Linked DNA regions of Homo sapiens: region 1 is linked to region 2. Evidence: chromatin contacts called from ENCODE Hi-C or POLR2A ChIA-PET data. All regions are on one chromosome and are shown on one strand. Each heading gives the region's core, a stretch centred on a gene start or an enhancer-like site at or near the end of the contact. The rest is flanking DNA. Distances are from core to core; before and after follow the strand shown. Region 1 overlaps PITX1-AS1 (PITX1 antisense RNA 1). Region 2 overlaps PITX1-AS1 (PITX1 antisense RNA 1).

Region 1 (4,900 bases), core at 1,406-3,905, 100 kb after region 2:
ACGCAAGCTACAGTCACAACTGCAAGAATCGCCATCTGCCCCTCCTGTCTCCCTGGAGACAGGAGGCTCAGAAAAGTCAAGTCACTTCTCCAAATTCAAACAGCTAGAACCCAGGCAATGTGACTGCTGGGGCCACAGCCTTCCCACCACACCCTGCTGTCTTCCATTTAAAGCTCAAATCCTAATGCGGAGTAAGTGCTGAGGATGTTCTTTACAGGGCTAAACAGAGGCGAGTGTGGGTAATAGTTGTAAACACTCTATCACTCTGCAGGGAAAGCGAGAAGACTAAGAATAGAAATCATCCTTCCTAAAATATAAGGATGCAGAGCCTCTCAGGCCAGAGATGACTTCATTTCTTAGGAATAAAGGGCACTGGATACACAGAGGGTTCTCCAGGACACAGCTGCTGGGTACTCTTAGGAATGCCCAGGCATCTTAACAGCACTAACAGTAGCTATTTGAGCTATCGATTTCTTTAGTACTTTTCTAACACAAAATGGAAAACACAATTATCAGCTAGTCATGAACTTTGTGACTTTCTCTCCAGGTCTCAGTTTCTCCATGTGCAGACAGGGGAAGCAGTAAGCACCCAAATGCTCTATAGCTTGAGGAAGTGCTGTTTTCCCCTTCCCCATCTGCAATTTGGGCTGAGGCCTCCTCCCAAGGACAGGGTCTCCTTAGCTCGCACTGCACGGAGTCCCAGTGCACTGTGCACCTACTGTGTGCAGACCACTGGTCACATCCGCAGCAAGCACTCATATAAGCCGGAGCCCCAGGCTGACAGGGAGAGAGAAGAGTGTGTCGGTATCTGGGAAACCATTTTGCAGAGAACTCACAGAAACCAGGACCACTGCTGCTCTGCCTCCATGCCTCATCATGTCATCCCAAATTAAAGACCTCTGTGGGCTCTTTGCTTTCAAGAGGAAATTCAAGCTAAATTTAATCTGCCTCAACACCCTGTCTGGCAAGCACTAGGCCCCCAAAAAATGCTTTTATACCAATGCACATAAAGCGATTCACTCACGGTACACCCACCCCCAAACTCCATAAAACCCTGCTGGCCTTATCGGCCCCTGCAAAGCTCCTACAACCACAAGACTGGCACACGGCCTGCAATTCCACCAGGAGCTGCTCTTAGCTGGCCCTCACTCACCACACTCTAGCCACACTGATGGTTTTTAATTCCACAAGGAAACCAAGCTCTGCCCCTACCCCAGAGCCTCTGCAGCATGCTAGTCCCTCATCTGCACTGCTCCTCACTTACTGGGTTCCATCCCAGTCTTTACGCCTCAGCTCAAGAGTTACCTCCCAAGAGAAGCCACTGTATCCAGACTAGGTCCCTCTATCCCATTTGTTTAATAGCACTCTTCACAACTTGCCATTGTCTTTTAGTCTCTTTGTGCTTTATCTGACTATCCTTCCCACTCTAATGAAACAGCTCCAGTAAAATGGGCACCATGTCTGTCCTGCTCACCCATGTATTCCTAGTACCTGGTACGCTACAGGTACAAAATAAATGTTTGTAGAATGGGTGGGTGAATGACTGAGTTCCCAGGGAGAGATATTAAAAATAATTACCATCATCCACAATGAATAGAGGGAGTGATGGGGTTCCCTGGTTGGGGAGGTGTGGATGGGGCAGGCAGGGCAGGCTCCTGCCTCCCTCTCAGAGACTGGTGGGACAGACAGAGAATGGCACCAGAAAACTCACCATAGGACCGATGGTGACATTCTGCCCTATCACTAGCTACCCCTGAAGAGGGCATCTCAAACAGCCTGTGGTCCATGACCACAACATGCAGGCCAGGGTCTGAGCCCTAAGGGAGGAGACCTTTCCCTTCCCAGCCTACCTGTACCTTCTCAAGGTCTGCTGTGGGCCAGGGTCACTGGTGGGAGATAGGGAAGGGCACCCTGGAGAGTACAGCAGCCATCGGCACCATGTTGACAGGCCCCAATGGGAGCCTGATCTCATCACGTCTTCCCTGCTGACAAAAATGCAGCTCCCTGGGTGGGGACACTTACAGAGAACATCAGACCCCATGCCCAACCCCCCATATAGATCCCAGCCAACATTTCCAGTTTGCGAGTTTCTCTAAGCAGATGTGTGCCAGACTGGGCTGGATTACCATTGTAACATTTGCCTTTCATGGGAGTCTAAGCTTCTCCCTCCCAGACTTAGATTTGAAACAAGCTGTGATGGATGTTCATGCTAATAGGAAGACTAACAGCTGGTCACCATTTATTTATGCAAAGAACTTCACGTGGGGAGAAACGTCTACATACCACATCATCAACTAGACACCATTCTGTTACCACGCACAGGCCTGCCGTGTGGGGCTTCCTGCTAAATTAGAGTCCTCCTGTCCCCATGGCTTCTCCTGCCCAGGGATCCCTCACTGAGGAGGAGATGAGGCTGAGGAGGGGGTTTCTCCTCGCATTCATGTCCTCACTCACTCCATGGCCCCAGGCTGGAGTATTTATATAGCCACATTGACTGCTTGCAGCCAGCGAGGTCCATTAGTAGGATGTAAACAGCTCTCAGCTCTTCAAAGGCCAGGGCCAGCCATTCTGTGGGGTCTGAGTCAGCCTGCCAGGGGCTCGCGTTTCAAGCCTTATTCATCTTCCTGATAACTTCCATAAAGGGCCAATGCTGCCTTCCTGGTGTGCTGGGCCTGCCAACAGCACCCCCAGTGGGATTTTCACAAGAAATTGGCATTCACTAAGCTCCTGCTATATACATAACTCTTTCCCAGTCACTCTGGGGAGGGAGAAAAGAGCAGAAAATACATTCACTATCTTTTAGGGCATAAGGCACATGTGGGTAAGAAATATTATGAGTCATCACACAGAAAACCCAACCAAGGGCAGAGTGACATCGGGAAGGGCAGGGTGAGCCAGGAGGGCATAGAACTTAGTGTCCAAGGACATGGGCCACCTCTAGAGAGCCTGGGGTTTGAATGCTAATTGCCTTTAACTGTGTGACCTCAGTCAAGTGGCTTAAACCCTCTGGGCCTAGGTTTTCTCACCTACAAAACGGAGATGACAGCAATAAGATTATGGTGAGGACTAAACAAAATGGTACATGGAGAACACTTAGCATGATGCCTGGAAGAGAGTAAGTGCTCAAGAAACATCAGCTGTGGTTCATTACAAGAGGAAGCTTTCTGGAGAAGGTGAGTTCTGAGCATTCAGAACAAGTGAGGAACACAGACAGACCCCTTCCCTAGCTGGTCATCTTGTCTGTGGGGTGGTGACATTGGCACACACTGCCTCTCTGATTCAGAGTACAGAAGAGGGAAAGACCATTTGCTGGTCTTCTAAGTGTGGACAAAAAAATCCACTCCTAAGAGCCACTCGGTCTTCCAGGAAAAACGAGCAATCCTATAGCAAATTAGCCCATGGAAAAGATTGCCCAAAAGTTCAGAGTCAGATTGTCCTTAGTCTGGGGTAGCCCTGTCGCTCGAGGAAGCTGAGCCTGGCCACAGCTGGGGGTCAGGGCACAGGGGTGGTGGGGCAGAGAGACAGTATGCTTCCTGGCAACACTCCCATTGTCATCACTGCAGAGAGGGGCTTGGAGGAGAGGAGCACCAGCCTTGCACTTTGAAACTGTTACTGGCTTCTGACTCAGACCAAAAAAACCAAACCAAACAAACAACTTCTTTGATTATGCTGGGAGCATGCAAAAAGAAAAACAACAACAACAAAAAGCCTTCGTCTCCTGGCCAGACTTCAAGTCAGAGCGTAGAAGGAATATCTGCATCTGTGCAGATTTTCACAAAGCACTTTCTCATCCTTTGTCTCAGGGTACCCTTACAAGGATCCAGGAAGGCAAGCAGAGAAAGCATGAGTATCATCTTCAGTTTGCAGGTGAAAAATTGGGGTTCAGAGAGGCGAAGGGACTTGCCCAAGGTCACAAGTGACAATGTGGCAAAGCTCAAACTCAAACCCAAGTCTTCCAGTGCCTGATCTAGTCCTCATTGTCTTCCCCACCTGACTCTCTTCCTACCAGTCCCAGCTGCCAAAAATCAGGGCTGTTTGGACAGATAAAGAATATATACAATAAAAAAAAAAAGCTTTCAGCCATGCATGAGACTCCATGGGAGCAAACGATATATTGCATATGGCAACTTCCTTCCCAGATGTTCCCAAGATGGCAAGAGAGCTCCCAGAGGGAAGACAACAAGTTCTCAAGAAGGAAGCAACTTAAGTTCTGCCAAGAGGGAATGGCAAAATGAACTACATCATGTTCACACTGTGGAACAGCAACAGCCACAAGAACAGAACAAGGCTGATCTTGATGTACTGGCACAGGAAGAACACTGGGGCACTGACGAGTAAGAGCCACAGTTGTGAATGAAGCATGCTGTATGATCCCATGGATATCAAACAAGCAATGAAAACAAAACCACATACTGTCTCTGGATTCATAGACACATACGTAAATGCACGGAAAAACATCTGACAAGACCCACCCTCTATCAGATATCTTCCACTTGCCCCTGCAGGGCCACGATCCACCCTCTGGGCCCCAGGAGGTGGCTCTATATGAACTGCATCAGTGGGCTGCCTTGCAGCACCAGCAGGAGACCAAAGGAAGGGGAGAGAATGAGGTTGGAATACTTACTAGGTTGGTGCAAAAGTAGTTATTTTCCCAGTCCTCCCACCAGGAGGTCTCCAAAAACTGGCCACTTCCCTCAGCCAAAGATTATGGCTCCTTTCAAGGTGCCCACACTCTCCTCTTCCAGGTTCTTGTTCTTTGGGCCTAAGGTGAGAAAGGCTTTCTGCTGTAGCAAGCCCTGGAGTGCCGCACTATGCTTTGTGGATTCCCCTGCCCACAACTTTACAATCTTGTCCTTATAGTAAAATTATCCTAGTTAGAATGTGCCATCTGTTTCCTCCC
Region 2 (4,845 bases), core at 611-3,110:
AAACATCTTTTCAGTATATATTTTCACAAGGTCTTCATCCCAGTGGATAGATAAACCAAGAATTCTCTCATTTGACAGATTAAGGAAACTGAGGACCAGAGGTGTCAAGTGATTCACTCGAGGTTCTACAGCAAGGAGGTGGCAGAGCTGCTTCCATTTCCTCCTCTTCATTGCATGTCACTGGTTTCTGCCCACGGGCATGGTTTCCTCCTCTCTCTCACTGACATCATTCATGTTTGTTCATTGAATGTGGAAAAGATTAGCTTTCATCCAATTCAAAGATGCTAATAACACACTTAATGTCTATGAACACATACTGATTTTATTATAATCCTGCTCCTCTTGCTGGAAGCAGCCATGCCTGGCTTGGTGGAGATTCAAGACTCACCATTACAAAGAGTAAGCTATGCTTAGGTTAAATTGGCGTTTGTTCTGAGCCCAGTGGCATTTTTAATGCATTTATAAAAATGGAAATGAGTCAAGGTACCCAAGGCCGATTAAACAGGCAAGTCAAACACCCAAAGAGCCCACAGCAAAGGCTTTGCCTGCAGATTCACAGCCCTGCCAACAGCTCCCATGCTCAGTCCTTCCGAAGGGCTCGCCTCCCAGCACAAAGCCCTATCAGGCCTGCCATCTTAGACAAATCTTCACAATGGCCTTACAGCTTCAGTCCTGTCCCTCTCACATTTCACAGATGAGGAAGCAGAGACTCAGAGAGGTTAACTGACTTCCTAAGACACACAGCTGGCAAGTGGAGTCAGGTCTCAAAATTCTTTGAACTTCTCATGCTGCTCCCGTGTTCACTGATAAAGAGACCCCCTCCTCCTGCCCATTCCTTGCTAAGCCCCCTCTGATCCAAAGAGCACAGTGTACAGGCTAAATAAGTGTATAGTACAAGAGAAGGGGTGTGCAGAACCATTTCAGCCACCACCCAAGGCCATCTCTGTGCAGCCTCTGCCCTCCCCAGGTTCATGTACAAGGTTAATTTCTGATTTGACGCCCTTGAAACAAAGAAGACTTGGAGATAGAAGACACTGGGTACAGAGGAGCAATGCCTCAGGGTCTCATGAACTTGTCAGTTTTACTATTGCTATTATCGTTTTTTGTTCTCATATGGTTTTTGGGTTTGCTGCTCTGGGAAAAGCTAATCCATTAAATGAGCGATGCCTCGTTCTCTTGAATCAAGTGTTTCACTTTGTAGAGGGCACGGAGAACAAGAAAGTAATGTGGAATTATACTAGATCCTGTTTAAAATCCAGGATAGATGAGTCAGAAAATGAAGAGCCACGTGTCTCCTCTGTCTCCTCGTCCTCTCTCGCATGCACACATATACATGACCAAAGTTCACATTCCAGCCCTGAAGGATGTTTTCTCAAGGCCCCTCTCCAAGCTGTTCCAAAAGCCTGAGAAGGCAGTCCCTGCATTCAAGCCTGTCCTGCACTGACAGCCCGCCTGGACACTGCAATAGCTTAGTGGCAAGGGCTGCACCTGCATGACCTCAGATGCCAGTGAGGGCCAGGGAGCATCCCCCACTCATCTTCCAGAAAACCTGGAGAGACAGGCCACATATGCAGCTCTCCCTTGTGGCCTTGGAGTGAGACCATTGAGATCACCTGGCCTCCAGGGCTGCTCCCCACATTCCCCAGGGTTAGGACAAGTTGGGGATATGGAAAAGGGGAACAGACGAGACACCCCAACCCTATTTTAGAAGGAAGGTTATTCACATTCATTCATTCAGCCCCAGCCAGGGCTGGCAGACAGCGTACTAGGAGCTGGTAACTATCACTGGCACAGCACTTCGTGGTTTCCAAAACTACTTATTTCCCACACGTTCTCTCTGGTGACTCACACAGGGCTCCTATTGCCAGACAGGGTAAATGTCATGCCCGTTTTACAGATGAGCACACTGATGTCCAGAAGTGACTTGCCCAGATCACAGGGCAAGGGAGTAGCAAAGCCAGGCTAGGAACCCAGAACACAGATGTGCAGGCAGGCCATGCAGGCCACACCGCCCAAGGCTTCAGAGCCGTCGGGGTCCTCTTGTGGCAGGAAAAGTGGGCTGAAGAGTGACACATCAGAAATGTTTTGGCCTCCACCTCAATTCCAGAGATGGTGGAGGTCAACATACACCTCCCTGCCTGTCCCGTCAGCACTGGGACGATCCTTTCACCAGCCAATCCCCACCCCACGTTCCCTGCACCTAACTGTTCTCATCTTTAAATGCACACATCATGAGTGGCTTCCTCATGAGAGCGCCACAGGAATTGAGAAGGATAAAGCCCACGTGGGTCTCTTCGCCATGCCAGGCACAGGGTGAAGCGCTCCCTAGACATCAGCTCAATGTATTATGATTGCTCCTCAGTGTCCAGCCTGGGCACACCATCAGGGCTCAGCACCTTCACCTGGATTGACCAGGGCCCCCAGGTCAGTAGGTTGGTGTCTTCCCTGCCCTGGCCCCCCAGGAGAGAGGAGGGCAGTGGAGGGAGGGAAGGAGGGAGAGGAGGCATCCGGCAGGGCCCTGGGCCACCTCGTGGCCAGGCATTCCCGCTCCTCGCCTTTGTCTGCACCCCTGTAACTGAGAGGCCTGTCTAGACTGAGCGGCTACTAGAAGTAATCCAGGGAAAATCTCCCTGAAACCCGATCCCTCCCCTTATCGAGGGGCAGGCAGATTAGCCTGATTGATTGAACAATGGACGCCGAGGCTTTAACACGATCTCCATGTGGCTCCCGTGCAGAAGAGGCTCTGGGCAGATGCAGGGCCTGCCTAGTGGAGGAACCTGTCCTGTGGGGTCAGCATCATCGGCCTCCCAGGCTGCTGGAGGGAGAGAGCTGAGAGGACCCACTGCTACCAGGGCGACACTAGAATCCTGACCACCACTTGCACCATGTAGGGGCTGCTTTCCCTGCACAATCCAGGTCCTTGGTTGGGCTTACGTGCTCCACATTGTGAGTGCCTGTCGTCTTCGTCATCGTCATCATCGTCATCACTACTGCTATTTCACAGGTAAAGGCACTGCGCCTAAGCAACTTGCTCAAGGTCACACAAGAAGAAAACGGTACAATCTAGAGTCGGCGCTGGTCTGTTTGACACTGAGGCCTCAACCCTTGCCCGCCCTCACATCCTGCCTCCTTGGTGTTCAGACTGTTGTGGTCAGTGTGACACAAGCCCTGGCCATTGTTCCAGATGACCCTCCAATATCCGTCAGCAAAGCAGTCCTCAATACCACCATAGGTGTAGAAATGCTCTGCAAGCCACACACACCTGGCAGCCAGCAGCAAGGCCAAAGGGCATCATTCTCTTTTGTTTTTATCTAAACCACCATGATTGGGAACTAACCTATAAACAAAGGCAAGGCTGTCCCTAGCTGCCTGCACCGAGAGCCTTCCAGAGTGTGATGTCCAAAGAGAAGGCAAGGATACTGTCACACATGGGGACCATCAGGTCAAGAATAAAAGGGTCATCCTGGCCACAATCCGTGGGTCCCCACAGGGCTGGCTGCAGGGAAGCCCCATTGGTACCTTCTGTAATCCATGTGCTCTGGGACAGCTTGCAGGCAGGGAAGGCAGAAAAGGCAGGGAGGGGATGGATGGATGGATGGATGGATGGATGGATGGATGGATGGACGGACGGACGGACGGACGGACGGACGGACCAGTCACAGCCCGGCCCATGCCCAGCACAGATGAGGCTAGCAGAGGGCAGTCCATGGCAGGAGCACTCAAGTGGGCCACACCTGACTTCCACATACCTCCACCAGTCACCTGTGACCCTGGGACAGTCACCTACCCTGTCTGAGCCACATCAGCTTCATTTTACAAACAAAATACTAGCCACCCACCCCTACCCTGCTCTCCCAGGATAGATAGAAATTAAATGAACCAACCTGCACCCTAAATGTAGGTTAACCTCCTTCCATGGCAACAGACTCAACTCCCTAAGAGTAGAGGCCCCACCCAGAAACTTTTGTTAAAACTCAGAATTGACGTAACTTACCAATGAAATGTAACTGTCTGATAGCAACAAGGCAGGAAAGTCACGTTTGACTGTCCTTGGAGTGCTGATCCAAGGTGGTGCATGCCAGGCAGCCCTTCAACACTGCCCACAGCACAGGGCTAGGGAAGCCTCTCTACCTCGGGCACCACCTGTGTGGCTCTGCAACGCTGAGCAGTGTCTGCTAACAAGAGGGCTGTGGCACATAGGCCTCATTCCACAGATGAGGAAACTGAGGCCCAGGAATATTTCATCAAGGAAATAACATAGATTTCCCCTTAGCTCTTAGCAAAAGGGTTTCCATGGAAGCATTATCAGCTCATTAACTAGAGTGAGTAACACTGATCCCCCAATAATACCACTTTGAGATTCGTTTGCAACCTGAACAGCCAGCTGGGGTCCTAATTCATTTCAGCAAATGACATTCAGTGCATGTCTGTCCTTGTGATCTCGGGTTGGATAATCCCTGCACTTCTGGTTTCCTGTTGGCCAGGTAACACCTGTGCTCCCCAGCAACACCCTCCCCACCCTCTCACTGTGCCCCACACAGATCTATGTCTGCCACCCTCCTTGCCACCCCACAACCATTCTTGTATCTTACTCCAGCTAGACCCTCAGCCCAGGACCTGGCCCCATTCCACCTTTGGGATTGCAGTCCCTTGGGTCCTTTTTTCTACTGCCTCAGGCAGCCAGCCTACCCACTTTGGAAGACACCTGCCCACTGGGCCAGAGAGCAACACCTTCATCTCAAATAATGGGCCAATTTCTTCCTGTGACTTTATTATCAGGCAGGGAATGGCCACTAAGGCCAGCCCTCCCTTAGGGATGAGGCCCATGCCAACTGGGGAAGGGGT

What was found. Hi-C counts contacts between places; a loop is a spot of excess contacts on that map. ChIA-PET counts read pairs that join two places held with the same protein, here RNA polymerase II (POLR2A). Pooled maps may share reads with other maps.
Region 1: a map of IMR-90 shows a loop between it and region 2 (2.8-fold over the local background). The contact joins two enhancer-like sites. A Hi-C loop is called at or near these places in 1 of 168 maps with a recorded cell type or tissue (IMR-90) and 3 of 50 pooled maps. POLR2A ChIA-PET finds 5 or more read pairs at or near these places in 4 of 52 experiments (AG04450, GM12878, MCF 10A and 1 more).

What each region holds. Positions count from the first base shown.
Region 1 is chr5:135,206,711-135,211,610 of GRCh38, reverse strand. All of the region lies in intron 3 of PITX1-AS1 (PITX1 antisense RNA 1), which reads right to left. Among named protein-coding and RNA genes, the nearest start is that of LINC02900, 39 kb to the left of the region's middle. Within about 2 kb of position 2,655, at least 13 of the 41 ENCODE cell types and tissues checked have a DNase peak (open chromatin) inside an H3K27ac peak, as active enhancers do; they include IMR-90 and PC-3, where a contact is called at or near this core.
Region 2 is chr5:135,305,491-135,310,335 of GRCh38, reverse strand. The region is part of intron 3 of PITX1-AS1 (PITX1 antisense RNA 1); the gene reads right to left. Among named protein-coding and RNA genes, the nearest start is that of LINC02900, 60 kb to the right of the region's middle. Within about 2 kb of position 1,860, at least 2 of the 41 ENCODE cell types and tissues checked have a DNase peak (open chromatin) inside an H3K27ac peak, as active enhancers do; they include IMR-90 and PC-3, where a contact is called at or near this core.